Linked DNA regions of Homo sapiens: region 1 is linked to region 2. A link is a loop called in an ENCODE intact Hi-C map of the cell type or tissue named here. Cell type or tissue: Caco-2. All regions are shown on one strand. Each heading gives the region's core, and the rest is flanking DNA. Links, peaks and the distances in the headings are about the cores only. Region 1 has its middle 610 kb from the start of BCHE. Region 2 has its middle 510 kb from the start of BCHE.

Region 1 (8,140 bases), core at 1,485-6,484, 100 kb before region 2:
CATGCTTACAGTAATCATTCAAATAGTAATACATTTATAAAGATATAGAAAAGAGCATTATGTAAGCCCTATGTCACTAAATTGAGCAGAGAATAATAGTCTATAATGGTTGAGACAACTTAGGAATTCAGAAAACCATGAAAATTAATAAAAAATTAAAGTCTAGAATGTGATTTATGAATCCTTACTTTGTATTTTCTTTCTGCTTATCTTTCCTGTAACTCTAGGGAACTTAGTCTTTCACAAAAAAAGTTTACATTCTGTACTTTCTTTAATCTAATGAAGCTTCTCAATTCATCAGACAATACCATTTATAATCACGCAATGAGAGTTGAATGCACAAAGACAACAAAGATGGCATCTCAAGAACTTCCTGAGCCCTACACAGTGAGAGGATGCCAAACCCCATTGCTAGTGATCGCTATACACTGTGAACTGATGCACTATTAGATTTACTGAGCCACACTGAGGTGTTTATTTGTAAGCTGGAAAATGACAAAATAGAACACATTCTGAATTCTAAGGTGTTCTTACCTTTTTAAAGCATTTGGCTGTGGGGACCCAAGGTGGAAATTATCCTGTATATTGACTGAAAGACTAGTCAAAGAATTGAATGGTCCCACCCAAAATACCAATAGCTTCCTTGTTGGGAAACATTGAACAAAGAGAATAATCTTTCAACATTTTTTGTTAACTATAAATTTTATCTAAATATTTTTTCTAAAAGACTTATGCAGAAGAATATATTTTAAAGCTTATATATCAAAATATTGAATCATCTCTAGATTAGAGGTATAATATATATTTTTCTTTGTGACTGTTTTCTGAAAAGTTATGATGATTTTATTTGCTTGATTACACAGATTTGTCTTTTCTATTTTAATATTTTCCACTTCTGTTTTATGTATTTGTTCTTTTAAAAATATGGCATGATGTTATTTCCCCTTCTGAGGTTGTTTCATTTTCACTGAATGCTAGTGCTGGATCGAACAAGCAAGTGACCATTTGCTCCAACTTTTATTTTCATACTCATATGTATTCAAATTTTCTGAAACAAATAATTGCAATTCAATTTTTGAGAAGACCCCCACATATGATAACTCCAAATGATTATCTTGGTGTATGTTTTAAGATAGTAATTTCTAAGACTGGCAACCAAAATCTTCCTTATTATAATTTAAAATAGTTTTGTTATTATTTAGGATTTATGTGAAAGAGGGTGAAGGTGATACATGCCATACGTCTCTACATTAAACAAATAGACAAATTAAACCACTTTTCTAGTTTAAGAGACTACCTAAATCTTGACAAAGCTGGGAGAAAAAAACATCATATTAAAAACATTACAAAATGATAAATTATATAACTGGAATGATCTTCTTAGAAAGTAAATTTATGCAATGATAATTGGATACATACATTTTCCCACAAGGCTATACATGGAGATTTTCATTATGCTGCTTTTGTGTTTGTAGAAATATGGAGAACACATAGTTTCCACTTCTAGAACAATGGATAAATAGAAAATGACTGGCACTGTGGGATTCTATGTGACACTTAAAGTCAACAATCAACATATACTTAAAATGAAACTAATAGATTTGGAAAAGATAGTGGTAATTAAAACAAAGAGTTATATATATATAATATATATATAATATATAATGTATTATATATATATATACACACACACACATTTGCATTTCTTTGGGTGAGAAGAATTGGACTGTTTAAAATAAATAAACATATATATCCTCAAATATATACATACTTTAAAAAAGTGAGAGAAGTTACACAGAGTCATATGGTTAGCCTTTGACTACCCCCCAAAACTCATCTTGAATTGTAATCTCCAGAATCCCCAAGTGTCAAGGAAGAGACCAGCAGGAGGTAATTGAATCATAGTTGTAGCTTCTCCATGTTGTTCTCATGATAGTGAGTTAGTTCTCATGAAATCTGATGGTTTTATAAGGGACTCTGCTCCCTCTGTTCAGCACTTCTTCTTCCTGCCATCTTGTGATAAGATGCCTTGCTTTCCCTTTGCCTTTCGCCATGATTGTAAGTTTCCTGAGCCCTGGAGGACTGTAAGTTAAATGTCTTTCCTTTATAAATTACCCAGTCTTGGGCAGTTCTTTATAGCAGTATGAAAACAGACTAATACACAGAGCAATTGTTATTAACTGAGAAATAAAAAAATATATACAATTCTTTGCTTCTCCATCATTCACTCTGCCATATTAATGCAGCATAACAAACCATTCCAAAACACAATGGCTTAAAACAATAAGAATTTGTTTTGTCTTGAGTCTGTGACTGAAAAATTCAGCTGGGCAATTTCTGAGTTTCACATGGATTCTCCGTCATGTCTGGGTATTACCTGACTGCTGTCTGGGGTATTATGTCTCTAGAAGTGAGCTGATTATTGCCTGGAACAACTTGTCTCTACTTCATTTTTCTCTCACCTCTCTCTGGTGGGCCAGCCTGGCTGTGTTTCCACATTGAAGGCAAAAGTGCACCAGTCCTTTTTTAGCTTTTTCTTATACTACAAATGCTAGGATATCAAAGGCAAAAGCAAGTCACATAGCTGAACTCAGAATTAAGATGTGTGTAATTATGTTATGTGCTTCATAACAGGAACTGCAAAGTCCCATTTTAAAGTGTATACATTCAGGAGAGGCAAAGGACTAGGGCTATTAAGGCAACAAGTTTATTACAGCCCAAAGGTTTAAAATCATGATTTACATTTTATTGGATGAGGGTTGCAAACAAAATGAAATAAAATATTATATTTTATTTTTAAATACATATAATTAATTAAATTTTATATTTCTATTTGTTTCTGCGCAAAACTAGAAAAAAAAATACCCAGGACAACATAAATTGGAACCTACTGTGCATTTACAAAATACAAATAGAAAGAAATACATCAACATAAAAATAATTTACTTGCAAAACTTTCAAATATAAAGCTACTTAGTCATACAAGATTCATTAAAAAAGTACTTGACAAACAACTGTTTTTCCATTATCTTAGGTGACTATGATTGTCAATTCAGTTGTTTTTGTGTATTACCTAAGGAATAGCTAGGGTCAGGAAGTAAATTTCACTCTGGTGTACAAAACATTGACAAGTATCTATGACAAGATTGGCTAATCTCACAGAACATTTGGCATAGATTTTCTTAAAGTATACTGGATTACATTTTTAGTAGGATTAAAACATTTTCTAAGAAATAAAATTTGGTGAAAATTAGTCATAAATATATAAGTCAGTCTAAGAGAATAAAGGCAAACAGTAATTGCAAAGTTGATTTCAGTTAGTATTCTATAAATATTCTCCAAATTGTATGTTAAATTTTTTATTTTATTTTATTATTGTTTTTGTTATCGTAAGGTAAATCAGCCACCACTGACAGCAATGATAATTGGGTTTATAATTTATGAGTAGCTGCCGATGATACAAAATTAAATATTGGACAAAGTTCACACATGATGACATATTATAAAACAACTAAGCAAAGAGAAGATAAGCAAGGATCAAAGCCATTTTAAAAAACTGGGTAACTTAAAAAGGCTTTTCCCTAGGCCTATCAGTTAAAAAGAAAAAAAAGAAAAAATAGAGAGACTCGTTCTCCATATAATATGGGGCTTTGAATGTGAGAAAAATAGAATCAAACACATTATTCCAGAACCTTTGATAACAAAACAAAAGTTACAGGAATAAATATTAGTCCCCATCTAAACAAATCATATCTGAGAACTTAATTAATAATGTAAATTTAACTTATCTGGTAAAATGTTTGAAAACAATTTGGCATTCTGATAGATTTTTTTTAATTAATTCTAAGGCAGTATTAAAATATGTTGGACTAGCTTTTCACAACTGAATATTAATTTAAGGGATCAATTTTTGATATGCTTAATCTCTTCAACTACTTTCTACAGAAAAATATGTGCATGAAAGACTAGAGCATAATGACATTTTGGTGCACTACTGAGCACATACATGGCAGTGGTCCCATAAGATAATAATTGTGCTGAAAAATTCCTATGGCCTAGTTACACTGTAGACATTGTAACATTTTAGTGTAAGGCATGACTCGAGTTTGTGGCGTTGCTGGTGTAAACAAACCTACTGCACTGCCAGTTTAGAAAAGAAAGTATATAGTTAACTTCAGTACATTACTGGATAACGATAATAAATGGTCATGTTACTGGTTTATATATTTTTATACTGTACTTTTTATCATTATATTAGAGTGTATTCCTTCTACTTATTTTAAAAAAAAAGTAACTGTAGAAGAGGTACTTGCAACAGCTCCATTTGTGTTACGCCCCCTGAAGACCTTCCAGTGACACAAGATACGGATGTGAAAGACAGCGATATTGATAATTGTGGTACTGCATGGGCCTAGGCTAATGTGTGTGTTTGTGTCTTAGTTTTTAACAAAAAGTTGAAAATGTTAAAAATGTTAAAAACAGGAAAAGCTTATGGAATAGGGATATAAAGAAAGAAAATATGTTTATACAGCTGTACAACGTGTTTGTGTTTTAAGCTAAGTGTGGTTACACAAGAGTTAAAGAATTGAAAGGAATTAAAAAGTTTATAAAATAAAAAAGTTACAGTAAGCTCAGATTAATTTATTCAAGAAAGAAAATTTCTAAAAAGAATTTAATGTAGCCTAATTATACAATGTTTATAAAGTCTAGAGTAGTGTAGAGAAATGTCTCAGGCCTTCACATTCACTCACCACTCACCCAGTGACTCACCCAGTGGAACTTCCAGGCCTGCAAGCTCCATTCTTGGTAAGTCTTTATAAAGGTGTACCATTTTTTTTTATTTTATACTGTATTTTTAAATTATTTTATTTTTTATTTGAGATAGTGTCTTGCTGCTTCCCAGGATTGTTTCAAATTCCTGGGCTCAAGAAATACTCCCACCTCAACCTCCAGAGTGGCTGGGATTATAGGCACACACCACTACGCCTGCCATATTCTCTATTTTCACTATGCCTTCTCTATGTTTAGATATACCAATACTTGCCATTGTGTTACAGTTGCCTACAGTATACAGTTGAGTAACTTACTGTACAGTTTGGTAGCCTAGGAACAAAAGGCTGTAAGATATAGCCTAAGTGTGTCATAGGCTATACCATCTAGGTTTGTGTAAGTAAAATCTATATTTGCCTAATGACAAAATTGCTTAACAACACATTTCTCATCATTAAGCAATGCATGACTGTGCATTTATTTTCATTTTTCTGTTTGAAAGTACTTATTGATTTCTCAACTGAAACAATGTGATGGTTAATTTTAGGTGTCAACTTGCCTAGGCTGTGGTGCCAAATTGTTTTGTAAAATACCCAGCTAGATGTTGTGGGGAAAGTATTTTTTGAAGTAATTAACATTTAAATTGGTAGATGTTGAGTAAAGCAGATTACTTCCACAATGTGGTGGTCCTCATCCAAACAACGGAAAGCCTTAAAAACAAATCTAGGTCCCTGTTAAGAAAGGAATTCTCTGTTGAGTCAAAAATAGAAATTCTGCCTAAGTTTCCAGGGTTCAGACTGGAGACTGCAATATTAACTCTTGGCAGAATTTCTAGTTTACTGGCCTGATTCTAACTTGCATGCCCCCTCAATTGCATGAGTCAAAGGTGGTTTATTTGGCCCTTAAAGTAAACCTTCTCTCTTGTCTCTCTCTCTCTAGACATGAGATTTATCTATATTTATCAATCAATCAAATTTGTCTATACCAGGAGAACTTTAATATAAACAGGAAAATGTTATCTAGGCTAGTTTAATGTAGCAAAATTCAAATCAAACACTGACGAGACATTGAAGGCAGGTAAGAAAAGATATGTGAACAATCAGCTTATAAACAAGCAAATAATCCTCCTAAGATCCCTTGATCCATATTTTAACAAATAGAAGTCTCATTTGTTCTTAGGCCAAAATGATGGTAACTTACTCTTCTATCCTTAAAAATACTCAGCCAAATATCACTTATTAAATTATTAAATAATTACTCCCCTAAACTGGAGTTCCTACATAGTTTTGAATACTTTATCCAAAATGTATGCAAGTGTCACTGGATGCTTTGGCTGTTGCTTCACCAGCGGCAAACTCTGTGGCCAGCAGCACCTCTGGCTGAATTTCACTTGCACCCACTGGGCTTGTTTCCAAACACTCATCCGACAGGCTGTGCTTGCTTCACGCTATTGGCTTAGATCCCACGTCCACTGAGGGTGAGCCAGGTGCGGAGTAGTGAGGGATGTGTAAGCAAGTGAGCACAGGGTCCAGCCACTGCTCACAGCCAGGTGCGCTGGCTGCTGTGGCAGAACGGGTAGCTCCAGGTGCTGGCTCAGGTGCCAGCTGCATGGAAGGCTGCAGCTGGACTGGGCGTACCACAACAGCTTCTGCTGCAGGCGCCAGCATCTGAACAAGGGGAACAAGGTGGCATCTGAAAACTTAGAGATGCCAGCCACCACAGGGCCCCAAGGGGTGGAGGATGAGTTACCACTCTCTCAGTCCAGCTGCCCATGGCACAGCAAACATGGGACGGTGCCTGTTTCAGCCCATTTGTATTACAGCTTGGTCAGCCACTCTGGTCTGCAGCTCCTGGGCAGGCCCAGCCCTGCCACTGCTTCCCATCCCAAGAGGCAGCTGCCCAATGCCAGCAGAGGGTGAGAAGGCTACAGAGTTACGGCTCTGGCTTGGGGAATACTGAAATCTGAGGTCCCAGAAGGGTTGTGCTGTTTACTCCCACGGTCTGATGAACAAGAGCGTGTCACTGCTTGCAGCTCAGTGAGCTGGCCAGGAACATGTTACAGCCCTTTTTGTGCCTGCAATTCAGCAGGTCCTGAGTTCCTGTCTGGAGTCCAAGAACAATGCAATAATGCAGACAACTGGAGGGTGACCAAAGCAGAGAAAAGCTTTATAGAGTCACACAACAGCTCTCAGCAGAGAGTAGACCTGAAGTGGGTAGCTCTTATCTGCAGGCAGGTAGTTCAAAAGTGTCTCTGAGTCCAGCTGAGTCTGGGGTTTTTATAGGCTTAGAATGGAAGAACTGTGTGCTGACTGGTCCAGGGTGGGAGCAAGTGCTTGCTTATTGGTCCATGGACGGATCTGGAAAAAGTATCATTAGATTGGCCAAACTGCATCAAAGAAGTTCTCACTCCAGGCAGTGTACTCCACCAGGAACTGGCAGCCCAGATTTCAGACTTTCAGCTCTCTCCAGTCTGAAGGTGGGTTTCACCAGGGACCCGCCCCTCTCTGCTGAGGAATTTTTCTGCCTCCTGCCGCTATCACAAGTATCATGCTTCATGAAGTTATTGCCATAGCCCAATGTTTTACACTAGGATTAAAGAAATTTTCAGCATAGTTACCTCACTCTGAGGATTATTAAACATTTCAACATCTTATAGTGAATTCTGCAAAGAACAATTGATTAGGACACACTGGCAATAACTAAATAATGATACATATTTTTCCTCTCAAAAAATTTAACATACTAATGAAGACTCAATATCTAAGCTACATCTCCATCACCCTGAGAAAAATAGGACAATACTGATGAAACAGAGGTAATCTCTAATGATATAAAAGGAGAAATTTACTTGAACTCAACAGCCTGAATCTCAGGATTAACTTTTACCAGGAAAAATTAACAAAATGGCGATTAATTATTGAGACATATTCTGTAAAAACTGCTAAATTTCAAAGATAAAAATTGCATGTGAAAAGGCAGAGTACAGCACACACATATTTGTCTCCCTTCTGATTGTGTTATTGCTTATTATTATTATTTATTTTGTATTTTTTAAATTATGTTTTGTTTGTTTTTGTTTGATTGGTTTGGTTGGACATTAAACATACAACCATAAAGATGAGCAGAACAAAAATGTAGCAATAAAATTATGTAAATTAAAAAAACATATGTGAGCAGCAAAACACTTAAGGGATCTCTTGTGGGAGGAGAAGGTTTGTGAGGCCTAAAGCCTAAGCTGACAATGAGGAAGCTCAAGCCTAACTCCATTTGTACTATGCAATTCCAACCGTGTTCAGGAAATGGCTGCAACAGATACTCTGGAAGGGGAGGTAAATAGGAAACTTAAATGACAAGATTATTTTCTTGTCCA
Region 2 (8,140 bases), core at 2,097-7,096:
CTAACATAAGGCCCCAAATTCTTTAGCTTTTGGACTCTTGGATTTACACCAGTGGTTCACCAAGAGTTATTTGGCCTTTGGCAACAGACTGAAGGCTGTACTATTGGCTTTCCTACTTTTGAGGTTTTGGGACTTGGATTGGCTTCCCTGCTCCTTGGCTTACAGACAGCTTATTGTGGGACTTCACCTTTTGATCATGTGAGTCAATACTCCTTAATAAACTGCCATTCATATGTATGTCTTTCCTATTAGTTCTGTCCCTCTAGAGAACCCTTACTAATACAGATTTGTTTTTCTAGGTATTTAATATTATGTGTGGCTATTGTGAATTAGATTACTTTTAAAATTCTTTTCCCCATTGTTTCTTGTTGGCATGTAGAAAGGCTACTGATTTTTCTACAATGATTTTATATTCTCCAACTTTATTAATTTGTTTATCAATTCTCATAGTTTTCTTGTGAAGTCTTTATGTTTTTCCATGTATGATAACATTATCTGCAAAAAAGGATAATTTGTCTTCCTTTATAAATTAGATGCCCTTTATTTCTTTAACTTCTCTCATTTCTCTAGCTAGGACTTCCAGTACTATGTTTAACAACAGCGGTGAAAGTAGGTATCTTTTTTTGTGTTACATATCTTTGAGGAATGTGTTTCAGTTTTGTTCTGTTACGTATGATACCAGTTGTGGGTATTTAGTATGTGACTTTTATTATGTTGAGGTATGTTCCTTCAATACCCCGATTTTTGAGGGATTTTATCATAAAGAGATGTTAAATTTTTCTAAAAGCATTTTCAGCATCAATTGAAATGATCATATAGTTTTTGTTTCTCATTCTGTTGGCATAATGTATCAAATTGATTCATTTGTATATTTTAAACCATCTTGCATTGCAGAGAAAAGTTTCACTTGTTTATGACAAATGGTAGTTTTGATGTATTGTTGAATTTTATTTGCTAATATTTTGGTGTGGATAATTGCATCAATATTCATCAGGGATACTGGCCTGTAGTTTTCTTCTTCTTTCTTTCTTTTTTTTTAATGTGCCTTTGTCTAGTTTTGGTTTCAGAGTAATTCTTACTTTGAGTAATGAATTTGAAAGTATTCCCTCCTCCTTGATTTTTTAGAAAAGTATAACTAGGCTTGTTATTAGTTCTTCTTTAATTGGTCGTATTCAGTAGTAAAACTGTTCATGTTCCAGGCATTTCTTTACTGGGAGAATTTTTATTATGGCTTCAATATTGCTACTTGTTATTGGTTTGTTCAGGTTTTGAATTTCTCCCTTCTTCAGTTTTTGTAGGCTGTATGTGTCTAGGAATTTGTCCACTTCTAGATTTTCCATTTATCTGGCATGTAGTTACTCAAGGTATTCACTAATAATCCTTTGAGTTTCTGCAGTATCTGTTGTACTGTCTCATTTTTGTCTCTAGATTTTTTTATCTTGATCTTCTTTCTATTTTCCTTAGTTTGGCTAAAGGTTTGTCAACTTTGTTCAACTTTGCAAAAAAACAACTTTCTGTTATATTGATATTTTGTATTGTTTTCTTCATTTCAATTTCATTTATTTCTGTTCCTCTGTTCTTTATTTTTGTTGTATTCTACTAATTGTAGGTTGCCTTTGCTCTTGCTTGTCTAGTTCTTCAAGATGCGTGGTTAAGTTGTTGATTCAAAGGTTTTCTTCTATTTTTATGTAGTTTTAATTTTTTTATCACTATAAACTTTCCTTTTAGTGCTGCTTTTGCTGTGTTTCATAGGTTTTGATATGCTGTGTTTCCTTTACCCTGGGTTTCAAGAAATTTTTCAATTTTCTGATTAATTTCTTTATTGACCTGCTGGCTATTTTAGAGCAAATTGTTTATTTTCCATGTGTTTGTATATTTTAAAAAATTCCTCTTGTTGATTACTAGTCTTATTCCATTCTGTTCAGAGAAGATGCTTATTATCTTGTTTTTTTTTATTGTTTTAAGGTTTGTTTTGTGACATAACATATGGTCTATTCTTGAGAATGATCCATGGGCTGAGGACAAGAATGTGTATTGTGCGGCCATTGGGTGAAATGTTCTGTAAATATCTATTAGGTTCCTTTGATTGATAGTGCAGATTAAGTCCAATGTTTGTTGATTTTCTGCCTGGAAGGTCTGTTCAATACTGAAAATGGGATGTTAAAGTCTCTAGGTGTTGTTGTATTAGGGTCAATCACTCTCTTTAGCTCTAACAATATTTGCTTTATATATCTGGATGCTCACATGTTGGTTGAATATATATTAAACATTATTATATTCTCTTGCAGAATTGACTCCTTTTGCATCATATAGTGGCCTTTTCTGTTTTTTCTTATAGCTTTTATCTTAAAATCTATTTTGTCTAATATAAGTATGGTGACTCCTGTTCTGTTTTAATTTCAACTGGCATGAAACACCTTTGTCTATCCCTTTATTTTCAGTCTATATATGTCTTTACATGGGAAGACTGTTTCTTAACCACAGAACCTTGGATGTTATTTTTCTTATCTAGACAGCAAGTCTATGTATTTTTATTGAAGTGTTTAGTTCATTTATATTCAATGTTATTATTGATAAATAAGGACTTACTTTTGCCATTTTGTTATTTTTTTCTGCTTGGTTTTTGGCCAGCCTGCCTTTATTTTTTTTTTTCTCTCTCTGTCTCTTTCTTTCTTTCTCTTTTCTTTCCCTTCCTTCCTTCCTTCCTTCCTTCCTTCCTTCCTTCCTTCCTTCCTTCCTTCCTTCCTTCTTTCCTTCCTTCCTTCCTTCCTTCCTTTCTTTCCTTTCCTTTCTTGCCTTCATTTTAGGGACAGTTATTTTCTCTGGTGATACAATGTAGTTTCTTTTTATATGCTTTTTGTGTCTCCTTGTATGTGTTTTGCTGGAACTTTCTATGAGGCTTGAAAATTCTATCCTGTAAACTATGACTTTAAGCTGATAAAGCACTGTTTGCACAAACAACCAGCCAAAAAAATAAATAAAAGCTCTACACCTTAACTTCATTTTCCCACTTGTTAAATGTTTGCTCCCTCTATTTATATCTTAATTGCTATGTCTTTAAAAGTTTTTTAAATTTGCTTATTGTTTAGAATTTCTTCTTAAGATAATAGTAATTAAACACAATAGTTACAGTATTGTAACATTTTCTGTTATTCTGTCTACTTGCTATTACCAGTGAGTTTTCTACCTTCAGATTACATCTTCTTGCTCTTTGACATCCTTTTATTTCTGACTGAAGTACTATCCTTAGCATTTCTAATTGGACAGCTGTGGTGTGGATGAAATTCCTCAGCTTTCATTTGTCTTGGAAAATCTTCATTTTCCTTTGTGGTTGAAGGATATTTTTCTCAGATATTCCATTCTAGGGTAAAAGCTTATTTCCTTTAGCACTGTAATACATCATGCCACTCTATCCTGGCCTGTAAGATTTTCACTAAAAAGTCTGCTGAAAGATGTATTGGAGCTCTATTTTATATTATTTGTTTCTTTTCTCCTGCTGCTTTTAGGGTCCTTTCTTTATCCTTGACCTTTGGGAATTTGATTATTAAAAGCCTTGAGGTAGTCTTTGGATTAAATCTGCTTGGTGTTCTATAACCTTTTTTATTAGGATATTGATATTTTTCTCTAGGTTTGGCAAGTTGTCTGTTATTACCCTTTGAGTAAACTTTCTACCCCTGTCTTTTTCTCTGTCTCCTCTTCAAGGCCAATGACTCTTAGATTTGCCATTTGAATCTATTTTCTAGATCCTATAGATAAGTTTCATTTTTTTTTTTTTTTGAGACAGAGTCTTGCTCTGTTGCCCAGGCTGGAGTGCAGTGGTGTGATCTTGGCTCACTGCAAGCTCCGTACCCCGGGTTCACGCTATTCTCCTGCCTCAGCCTCCTGAATAGCTGGGACTACAGGTGCCCCCCACCATGGCCAGCTAATTTTTTTGTATTTTTAGTAGAGAGAGGGTTTCACCGTGTTAGCCAGGATGGTCTCGATCTCCTGACTTAGTGATCCACCTGCCTTAGCCTCCCAAAGTGCTGGGATTACAGGCTTGAGCCACTGTGCCTGGACTATTTTTTATTCTTTTTCTTTTGTCTCCTCTAACTGCATGTTCAAATAGCCTGTCTTCAAGCTCACTAATCCTTTCTTCTGCTTTATCAATTCTGCTATTAAAGGACTCTGCTTCATTCCTCAAGATGTCAATTGCATTTTTCAGTTCCAAAATTTCGGCTTGATTCTTTTTAATTACTTAAATCTCTTTGTTAAATTTATCTGGTAGAATACTGAATTCTTTCTCTTTATTATGTTGAATTTATTTTAGTTTCCTCAACACAGCTATTTTGAATTCTGTGTCGAAAAGATCACATATCTCTTTTTCTACAGAATTGGTCCCTCTTGCCTTATTGATTTCATTTAGTGAGTTCATGTATTCCTAAATGATCTTGCTATTGTGGACATTTTTCTGTGTCTGGGCATTGAAAAGTTAGATATTTGTTGTGGACTTCAGAGTCTGGGCTTATTTGTACCTGTCTTCTTGGGAAGGCTTCTTGCAAACTTGGGGTACTGCCTTGAAGGTTTTGAACAAGATCTGGATCACCAGGCGGAGTCTCTTGTTCTCTTCCCTTACTTTGTTCCAAATCAATAGAGAATCTCTCTCTCTCTGCTCTGAGCCATCTGGAGCATTCCAGTGGCCAACATCGCTATGACTGCCCTGGGTTTACCATGATGTTAGCACAGCAGTGGGTCTCACCAAATACCTGCTGTAACCACTCCCTGGCTTTCACCTGTGTTTGCTCAAGGCCCTAGAGTTCTATACTCATTAATTAGGTGATAAAGCCAGCCAGACCTTTGTTCTTCCTTTTGGGGCAATGAGCTCTCTCAGGCCCTGAGTGGGTCAAGAGCTGCCATCAGGGGACCAGGGATTAGTTAAAAACCTTAGAAGTCTACCTGGTGTTCTAATGTACTGCAGCTCAGCTGGTACTCAAACCACAAGATGCAGTCCTTTTCACTTTTTCTTCCTCTTTACAAAGGCAGAGGAGACCCACCCTGTGGCAACCATCACCACAGACCCATGGGAAGTACTGCCAGACTATCACTGATGTTCCCTTTAATCCCAGGGACACTTCAGTCAACCTGTGGTGAAAGCTGACTGGCCTGGGACTCTCCCTTCAGGACAGCGAACTCCCCTCTGACTCAGGGCAGGTCCAGAAATGCCATTCAAGAGTCAATTCCTGGAATCAATGACCCCAAGAACTTACTTGGTTCTCTACCCCACTGTGGCCAACTTGGTACCTAAAGTGTAAGGCAAAGTCCCTTTTACTTTTCCTCCCACTTTTCTAAAGCAGAATGAATCTCTCCACATAACTACCACAGCAAAAAATGTGCTGATTCTCACCTGAAGCCAATAAGTCTGAGTCTGACCTAAGGCCTTCAACATAGTACATGGGTGTCACTGCTAGTTTCTCCAGGGTAGGGTTTTTTTAGTTAGTAGGTGATGAAGGTTGTCAGGACTGGGTTCTTTCCTTTAAAGCAGAAGGTTCTCTTCTGGTCCACAATGTGTCTATAAATGTTATCCCAGAGAAAGGGCCTGAAAAGAGGGTCTACCTACTCTGACCAGTACCCTATTCTGTTATAGGTGAGCTAGTATACAAGATGTAAGACAAAGTCCTCCCCACTCTTCTTTCTCCTGTCCTCAAATGGAAGGAAGGAAACTCTTTTGGAGTGCTGAGCTGTGCAGTCTGGGGTTAGGGAAGGAGTGATGCCAGCACTGCTTTAGCTGCCAAGGATGGTGTTCTAGCAAATCACATTTTCCCCCATTCCCCTGACTCAGGGCCCAGTTCAGCACCAGGATTCTAGGATTTGCAGTCTTTTTGTCCTAGTTGTCTTTCAAGTTTATTTGGTTCCTCAGAGCTCTTTAGCCCACAATAGCAAGGCTTGCAGGAACTCAAGTCTGACTGCTGGGATTGAGGATTTCCCTCTGGCTAAGCCTGTTTTAAATGTTACCTCTGTGGGCAGGCATCAGCTGAATTTGTTCCAGTTTTTCTTTCTGCTATAACAGGGCAGCACTGAGGTAGTGCCTCACAGTTGCTGTTCCCTCACTCTCCCCAGAGCACAGGAACACTCCCTGCACCACTCAGCTGCTGCTGGGGAATATAAGAGGGGTGGCATTTGCCATTCAAGACTGTTTTTCCTACCTCTTCAGTGCCCTCTTTCAGCTATATGAAATTACAACCAGGTGCCATGAGGGCTCATCTGATTTTTGATTCTTATAAATGTGCTTTTTGTCTGAAGATAGTTGTTAAACTGTTATCCTTGTGGGGATAATTGATGGAGCCTTCTATTCTGCCATCTTCATTCATACCGTCCTGACCATTCTTTATATATGTGTATCATTTGAAATTGTACTGTTTATCACACACAGATGTAAAAAAGACTCAAATTTTAATCTGCATTTGGAGAATAACTGCATTAACAATTACATTTAAAAACTGCATGACATAAAAAGATTTTTTAAAGTGTTTTTGTTTACATTCTGCAAGCATGAAAGTTTCTGTTTGAACCTAAATGATGTAAGACATGAGCAATCACTGAAGTCATTGCCTTAATCCCAAATTCACAAAACAATCTATCAATCATAACAAAATTCTTGCTTTATTGTCTGTTTACAGCTCCATAAAGTATTAGATTAGTGATCAAAGATCACATCTTTTGATGCTGACACCAAAAGACAAATACCAGAAGAATTTACACATGGGGAGGAACTATCCTTCAGATAACAGACTGACATCCTGAAACATAATAATGGTGTATGACAATTTGAAGTGTGGGGTCCTGACTATATTAAATACAGGGTTCAGGGAGTTGTAAGTCATTTATGGTAACTGGCTTGTCAAGGTGACATATCTTGTCAAAGAAAGGTTGGAAAAGAGAAGCCTGTGGTAAATGAAGACAGACTTTATATTTTATCAATATTTCCAACCCACTGAGTTGATATTTTTTTCATCTTTATATACTAATGATAAAAGGAATTCAGATTATAAATTACATTTATTATAAATATTTCATAAGCATTGTAGACATATTTTTATAGACTATAAATATTTATTTTCTTTTCCTCAGAAAATGTTACACAGAAACTCAAATCTGAATGATAAAACCAAGCTTTGAAAGTCCCTTTATTTATTTCAATTTTACAAAATAATATATAATCATACTCACAAACTTGAAAACATTTCTGACATTTTAGTTTACTTTTCATTTGTAAATTAGTACAATATAGAACATTTAAAAATATTTACTCTAGGAGAGCAAGTTCTCTTTGCTATTCAAGGAGAATAAGGCAGCTATCCAAATACACAGCTAATTTTATAGCTTTCTCATAAAGCAATTTTGATTCACTTCTTGGATTTTCTATTTTTTTAAGAATATATGTATATCCAGAATTTTAATGATGACCTCATAAAATTGCTCATATGAAGACATTATTGAAACTTGTATATAATATAAATACCTGATTATATATATACACTTACGTGCTTAATATATTGAGGTACTGATCACATACCATATCAGGATAAATGTTCTTTACTATTAATAACATACATATATCACATTTACTCAGACCTATGGGCTCATTTGTATATTAACAATATTATTTACCCAAAATGAATTTTTTTACTTTTTTATTATTATTCATTTAATTAATATGTGTATCATGGGACAGTCTGCATTTAAAAAACTATTTGGTTAATCATTTGTCATTCACAGTCCTACAGAAAAAAGAAACCAACTTTTACTGATGAAGACCAAATGATGCATTAAAATGTAACTGTAATTTCAAATTTTAAACTTATTGCTTAATAATTCCCTACCTTAAAGAAAATGGTGGAGAAAAGAAAGTAGGGCAAACATATGAGAATAAAATACCATATTCTTTTTATTCAGCAATTTTTAGTGAAGTACACAAATCTGATAGTATAAAGGTAAAATTTTAGAAGAAACAAGCTACAAGATTTTTAAATTCGAACAGTTTTCTATTTCATTTTCAAATGGTCCACAGACATACACATTCCTCATATACTAAGGCATTCATGCAAATGCTTAAAGTAGAATTTTCCCTCTCTTTTTTATAGATATAGAATAGAAGTAAGGT

The links. Peaks named below come from ENCODE experiments on the same cell type or tissue, not always from the same donor. Only the 100,000 strongest peaks of a DNase experiment are listed, where the experiment ranks them.
Region 1: a loop joins it to region 2, with 7 times the contacts of the local background. A loop is called at or near these places in 1 of 110 quality-filtered maps.

Annotation. Positions count from the first base shown.
Region 1 is chr3:166,443,118-166,451,257 of GRCh38, reverse strand. No RefSeq gene overlaps it. Among named protein-coding and RNA genes, the nearest start is that of BCHE, 610 kb to the right of the region's middle. RefSeq lists a silencer at 1,850-2,050 and enhancers at 5,953-6,453, 6,454-6,954. In Caco-2, for the core only: no CTCF peak of the experiment used is centred there; no DNase peak of the experiment used is centred there.
Region 2 is chr3:166,339,500-166,347,639 of GRCh38, reverse strand. No RefSeq gene overlaps it. Among named protein-coding and RNA genes, the nearest start is that of BCHE, 510 kb to the right of the region's middle. In Caco-2, for the core only: no CTCF peak of the experiment used is centred there; a DNase peak (open chromatin) is centred at 4,769.